Regions from separate parts of the Homo sapiens genome. Here region 2 is linked to region 1. Evidence: chromatin contacts called from ENCODE Hi-C or POLR2A ChIA-PET data. All regions are on one chromosome and are shown on one strand. The core of a region is the stretch at or near the end of the contact, and the rest is flanking DNA. Distances in the headings are between cores, read along the strand shown.

Region 1 (3,331 bases), core at 353-2,852:
TTTTTCCCTTTCAGCTCTATCTTGTTACCTAGTTTCTTGAAACTCCCATATGCTTGCTATTAGATTACTAGGACACTAGCAACGGATAGAAGTCATTGACAAAATAGATGAATCACTCAGTGTGGCTTGGTACTGGCATTGAAAAAATAGATTGGCACAGCAATAGATGGGAAGAATGTGTTTATTGCTGTAGGAAAATACCTGGAAATACCAGTTTCTCCAGTCAGAGAAGTCAGACTCCAAGTGAGTATTTCACCACAGTCTTTCTAGAAGCAAGGTAATACAAGTATACAGATGCAAAATGGAATGACTCAGCTAGCCAAGATTCAATTAGCGTTAAAGCATAGAAGCCGCATTTAGGGGAAACTGTGAATGATAGACAACAGCTCCAAATCAGAGCAAAATGATATGTCCTTAGACCGAAAAGTTTCTTGTCTTTTTTTTTTTTTTTTTTTTTTTGATCCAGAGTGTCGCTCTGTCGCCCAGGCTGGAGTGCAGTGGCGCGATCTCGGCTCACTGCAAGCTCGGCCTCCCAGATTCACGACATTCTCCTGCCTCAGCCTCCCGAGTAGATGGGACTACAGGCACCCGCCACCACGCCTCGCTAATTTTTTGTATTTTTAGTAGAGACGGGGTTTCACCGTGTTAGCCAGGGTGGTCTCGGATCTCCTGACCTCGTGATCTGCCCGCCTCGGCCTCCCAAAGTGCTGTGATTACAGGCGTGAGCCACCGCGCCCAGCCAGTTTCTTGTCTTTCTAAGCCTCATTTGAGCCAGGGTAGTGATAGCACTTTCCATCATGGCACCACCTTAGGAGAGCAGAAACTCCGGGCTAATGTGCCACCGACAGAAAGAATAGTCAACATGTGCATTCAGATTCTGTTCATGCTACTGCTTTGAACCAAAGTCATTTTCTAGGTTGAATGAAAACGACCTTACCTGCCTCGTCCTAGCTCTAATTCCAGCAAATGCCACAAGCGGAGTATTGGCCACCCAGGCTGAGCTCGCTCACTCAGCTCTGAGCATTCTCTCCCCAACTTGTGATATAACAAAACACAGACAGTGTCTATACTCATTTCACATATCTCTGAGGTTTAGGTGTGAAATGCAACGGTTTGGTTTCAAAGCCCAGATCACTGTTTGCAGAGTGTGACGGAACTGTGAGCAGCTGGAGGGTGATACATCCATCTCCCCACCAAGTCTCTATCAACAAGCGTTTAAAGGAGATACTGGCCTAGCTCACAACAGACTAATCTCCCATGATTTATTGTGCGGCAGACTGTTTTTTCCAAAATTGACAACACGATATTTTCAGCCCCACATAGTTTTCAAGAACGTCACCTTTGCCTACCAAGAAGTGGAATAGGGCACTTCCACTTGAAATTGAAAATAGAACAGAAAATAAAGGAAAGAAATGTTGCACAACTTCTGAGGCTAGGTCCTAGTAGATAATAGAGTCAGTTTCTCTCTCTCTCTCTCTCTCCACACTCACCTTGGAAAGCTATCCATCATGTTTTCAAGAAGCTCAAGCTGGCTTATGTGAAGAGAACACATAAAGCGGCTGTCAGCCCCAGCGACGGTCTCAGCACACAGCAGCCTTGCTGTCAGACGTGAGAGAGTGAATTTCAGCTGATTCCAGCCCTCAGTCGGCTATGCAGCTATTGGGAACTAATACAGATTTCATGCTTTTTGCTCATTAACTTTCATTCTGGCGGGTTGCCATAGCCAGATTCTACAGAATTTGCTTTGGGCTTTTGCCTGTGTCATGCACTCCTCTGGAGATGCTCTTTTCCTTTTCTTCCAAGCAAATACAAATTCTTCATTTTGACTTCTTAACAGAACTCAAAAATATATTCTGTAAGGACTGGTGCTATTCTCCATATTCTGCATATCCCTACACACAGTGAACTCTTTTATACTGGACTTATTTGCATTCATGTGTGTTTTGTTTTTCTTTCTCTTTGCTTTTTCCCACAGGGCCACGTCTTGAATTTTTAATTAGACTGCTAATGACTGGAATTCATAGGAGGGGTAGTGTGGTGGTGGTGGGGTAAGTCTTTGGTTCAAGGCCCAGCCTGCTCAGGTCCTTGTACTGGTTCTACCACTTACTGGCAGTGTGCCTGGGAACAAGCTACTTCCAAGATACTTAATGTCTCTAGAGGTCAAGGTTGTAGCAGAGAAACAGAAAGGTAGGACGTGTGTGTAGTCCAAAATCTGTAGGACAGCCTGGCAGGCCTGTAATGCAACCCACAGGCAAAATGTCTTCTTCCTCAGGAAAATCTCAACTGATTGGATAAGGTCCACTCACATTACGGAGAATGATTTTCTTAATGTCAACTGATTACAGATGTTTAAGCACATCTACAAAATACCTTCTTAGGAACACCTAGACTGGCATTTGATTGAATAGCTAGGTACTATAGCCTAGCTTAGTTGACTTATAAAACTCATAAATACCCATCACAGTATCTCTGTGACTAAATTTCCTCATTTGTAAAACGGGACAATTATAGTACACGGTGACTATCCCTTACCTGAAATGCTTGGGACCAGATGTGTTTCAGATTTGGGATTATTTTTGGATTTTGAGATATTTGCATATACATTAAGAGATATTTTGGGGATGGAACCCAAGTCTAAACATAAAATTCATGTATGTTTCATATACACCTTATATGTACAGCCTGAAGATAATTTTATAAAATATTTAAAAATAATTTTGTGCACAAAAACAAAGTTTTATTTTTTTATTTTTATTTTTATTCTTTGTTTTTGAGACAGGGTCTCACTCTGCCACCCAGGCTGGAGTTGCAGTGGTGCGATCATGGCTCACTGCAGCCTCAACTTCCCCAGCTCCAGCGATCCTCTCACCTTAGCCTCCTCAGTTTGGGACTACAGGCATGCGCCACCATGCCTCACTGATTTTTTTGCGTTTTTGGTAGAGACAGGATTTTGCCATGTTGCCCAGACTGGTCTCAAGCTCCTGAGCTCGAGCAATCCACCCACCTCAGCCTCCCAAAGTGCTGGGATTACAGGTGTGAACTACCATGCCCGGTCAAAACACAATTTTGTTTTGACCCATTACATGAAGTCAGGTGTAGAATTTTTCACTTGTGGTGTCATGTCAGTTTTCAGAAAGTTTCAGATTTTAGAGCATTTTGGATTTTGGATTTTCAGATTAGGGATGCTCAACCTGTAGCACTTTATAAGTATAAAGTATACTAGCCATATATGACAGTGACTGCCACATATTAAGTGCTATGTAAGTGTTGGTTATTACTATTACTTCTTTGTATGAGTACATAGTACCCTAAAATACTTTCAGTTTTCCTA
Region 2 (3,331 bases), core at 337-2,836, 280 kb before region 1:
GATTAAGAGTATTTTAGAAAGCGATTTTTTGTTAACTAGAAAAGCTACAGGATTCACAATGAATACAGATACAATATTTTTAACCCTGCTCTTTTATTACATCAGTAGTATAGTAAGTGCATAAAGTATAGAAGAGAAAGAAAATTTCAGGAGAGAAACTTACAAAAAACTTGAAGTTTGATGCGTCAAACACAAAATAGTTTAAAACAGTTTACAGTTCTTATAAGCACTATCATAATTTTTTCTACCCAAATAATTCAGGTCTTCATTCCATTTCAAACTGCAATCCAGAAATGAAGATTTTCAGTGTAAAAACTGTTCAGAGAAATCTAATTCATTATGTAATACATCTTATTAATTTCAGTTTTCAAGTATTCAAGTAATGCATACCCAAGTATTTTCTGTTACAGCAACACATTTACAGACTAAGCCTCAAACATGGGGAAAAATTCATTTAAAATAATTGATACACTTTTCTGTCCAACGACATCAAACCCAAGACATGACACTGGAATCACACAAGTGGTATATAAAAGTTAAAAATTTTAAAATAAGGTGGTTCAATATAAATAATGTCTTCTTTTCAAAAAGAACTGAAAACAGGTTATCTTAATACATAACTAAATTCCCAGTAAAAGGACATTCTGGAATCTAATGGACTAAAGAAAAACCAGAGCAAATCAATTTTGAAAGATGAAGCTGCTTTACCACATACTTAAAATGATTTTTCCTCTGTGCATAATAATTACTAGCATTTGTCTTCTGCATAAAGTCGCACAGGTTACTGTCAACAAGTTTCCTAGCATAAAGCATCGCTAACTTTGTCTATCAACTGAATGACTGATTGATTAAAAGCTTAAGTCTGTATCACTTTGGAATGCTTATTAAAAACAATTTAAAGCAGAAAATTGAAATGACAGTATTTTCACTTATATTATGAAGACAGAAATTCGTAAAATGGTACAGAAGGCTTCTGTGTAATGTAAAAAAGAAATATTTGTATAATTTTAAAAGTGGAGGGTTCTAACTTTTAATTGAGAGTGGGGGAAACTTTTTTTCTTTAAATCTGGAAGCTGTAGTAACATATTTATGAAGTTAAATATTTTTAGTTCAGCAAAAATGGAAATAATTGTCATTACAAGATTACTTAAGTCTTTTCTGTCTTTTATGATCCTATCATGATCAACTTTAAATTTAGAGAAGTCATTTGAGATATGCTTAAGTTGAACTAAAGACTTATTATTTGTCTAATTTCTGTATATATGGAAATTAGATTCACATTGGGATATCTAAAATTTCAAGGTTTTTTTGTAGAAAAAAATTAACAACCCTAAAAATAGGAAATTATTAAATTACATTTTTAATTTCCTTTAGCTTGGAATCATGACTCAAAGAACGGAGCTCTATTAATATAACAGTGTATAAATTCACTGCTTCCAGGAATCTAACCTCACAAAACCTAACGGCTAACTAAAAAATAAAGAAAAGTCTTATTAAGCACTGAGAGGCTAAATAAATGAGTACTGACATTAACCAAAGCCGACAAACCCTATTTCCAGTTCCTGTGATCTCACTGTGTAGCCACAACTGTTGGCTATTTTTACTCTAAAACCAACAAGCTGAATCATTTCCTTACAGAAAAATTTCTACAAAAGGGAAGAGAATGCAAAACAATACACAGTCTCATATGCAAGATACAGTTCACACTAATTTACAAATTTTTATTTACATTTTTTATATACATTCCAGGCAGACCTACTTGATGAGTTTTGTGCTCATATTGATCTCAGATGATCGTGTGTACTGTATGATTTACTACCACATCTCTTTGATTTCCAGAAAATGGTGGTAGCATGGGGTTAGGAGGAAAAGAAATCACTGGTCAGGTGAGATCATACAAGTATGAAGGGGAAAAAAGGAAAAAAAATTGCGGAATTTGGCTTGTTAAAGCATCCAGGCCACTATGGTCTATTGACTAACATTGAATATACATGAATGCCACTTCTTACAGCCATTTTCATATTTACAAAATGAGCTTACTACTAGTTGAGTTATTAGGTAAGGCATTCAAGTTCCTTAGCTTAACATAAAAAGGCAACAGACATCTTAGCACACCACAGGACAGATTTTAGAGGGATGATTTCAGAGCACTTTGAGATTTACCCTCCTTTAGAATCCCTTACATGGTCGATATAAAAGGGAAGCAATTCTGAATCCTATTACTAGCCTGCACCATGATCCCAAAAACCTATACAGGAAGTAGGAGCATCACAACAACCAAAATCTAGCCAGAATGGGGAAAATAGATTAGATATCTTATTTTGTTCCCAAGATCCACTGCATAGTCCCAGAGCTAAAGTGAGAGCCTTTATTCCTGGTTACATTCACTTCCCTATGAATCTCTCCAAAAAACCTACAATAGTGTGACAGCTAGTAGCTATGCACAGTCTATCAGCAATGGCTCAGTGAACCTCTATTCAAAATAGTTTGAAGTAAGAATATGGAGTAAGGTAGAAAAATTATCTTCTCTCCTCCCACAGTTCTACAAGATATATACTGTTGCACTTTAGAAGGCAGAAAGCAAAAAAAAAAAAAAAAAAAAAAAAAAAATTAAGAGTATTACACATTCTTTATCTGTTTTATGAAAATGTTCTAACCACAGACAAAAATTCCACCAAAAACAATTTTTCAAGTTCACACTAACATTATAAAAAGCTACTAGTTGTTTAATTGGTTCCATTCACTTAACTAGGCAAAGTTCTATTGATCTTACAGTAATATGGTTTATAAAAACAAAAGTGAACATTTATAACATTGGGGAGGTAGAAACCAAATCTGGTCTAACACTGTTACAGATACAAACATACTTTAAGATTATATTTATGTAACTAGAATTTACCATTTAAAATGGCCTGTGTTTCTATTTACTTTATTAGCTTCAAAAATCTTGAGATAATCCAAGTATTTTAAAGCATTTGTCTGAGAATATTAAGTCATTTGGAATACATTAGACTCCTCAGAAGATTTCTCAGAGGATAAATTTGTAGTTGCATATTTTGAATATGCAGATCCAGTAAGCCAACTTTGTACATGGGCACTTATGTGACCGAAGTGCAAAGCTTGTCAGACTAATTTTCTAAGTAAAGTTAACCATGACTGCTCAACTACACAGAGCAGACTTCAAAACCTGAAGCCTATTTATCTATCTGAAAGATCTAACTTCTTTCCATACAATAATTACCTCCCTCTTACCACCAGACAAAATTAAAAATACAGTTAAACAAAAACAAGAGAAATAAACAAAAGCCCTCCTGCCATGACTATTTATGCT

Evidence for each region. Hi-C counts contacts between places; a loop is a spot of excess contacts on that map. ChIA-PET counts read pairs that join two places held with the same protein, here RNA polymerase II (POLR2A). Pooled maps may share reads with other maps.
Region 2: a loop to region 1 is called in a pooled map, with 5 times the contacts of the local background. The contact joins two enhancer-like sites. A Hi-C loop is called at or near these places in 2 of 37 single-sample maps with no recorded cell type and 3 of 50 pooled maps. POLR2A ChIA-PET finds 5 or more read pairs at or near these places in 1 of 52 experiments (B cell).

What each region holds. Positions count from the first base shown.
Region 1 is chr12:22,407,567-22,410,897 of GRCh38, reverse strand. No RefSeq gene overlaps it. Among named protein-coding and RNA genes, the nearest start is that of ST8SIA1, 75 kb to the right of the region's middle. RefSeq lists a silencer at 1,010-1,089. Within about 2 kb of position 1,602, at least 5 of the 41 ENCODE cell types and tissues checked have a DNase peak (open chromatin) inside an H3K27ac peak, as active enhancers do.
Region 2 is chr12:22,686,131-22,689,461 of GRCh38, reverse strand. It overlaps ETNK1 (ethanolamine kinase 1), which reads right to left. Exons shown (of 8, transcript NM_018638.5): 8 at 1-3,331. Among named protein-coding and RNA genes, the nearest start is that of LINC02955, 12 kb to the left of the region's middle. Within about 2 kb of position 1,586, at least 2 of the 41 ENCODE cell types and tissues checked have a DNase peak (open chromatin) inside an H3K27ac peak, as active enhancers do.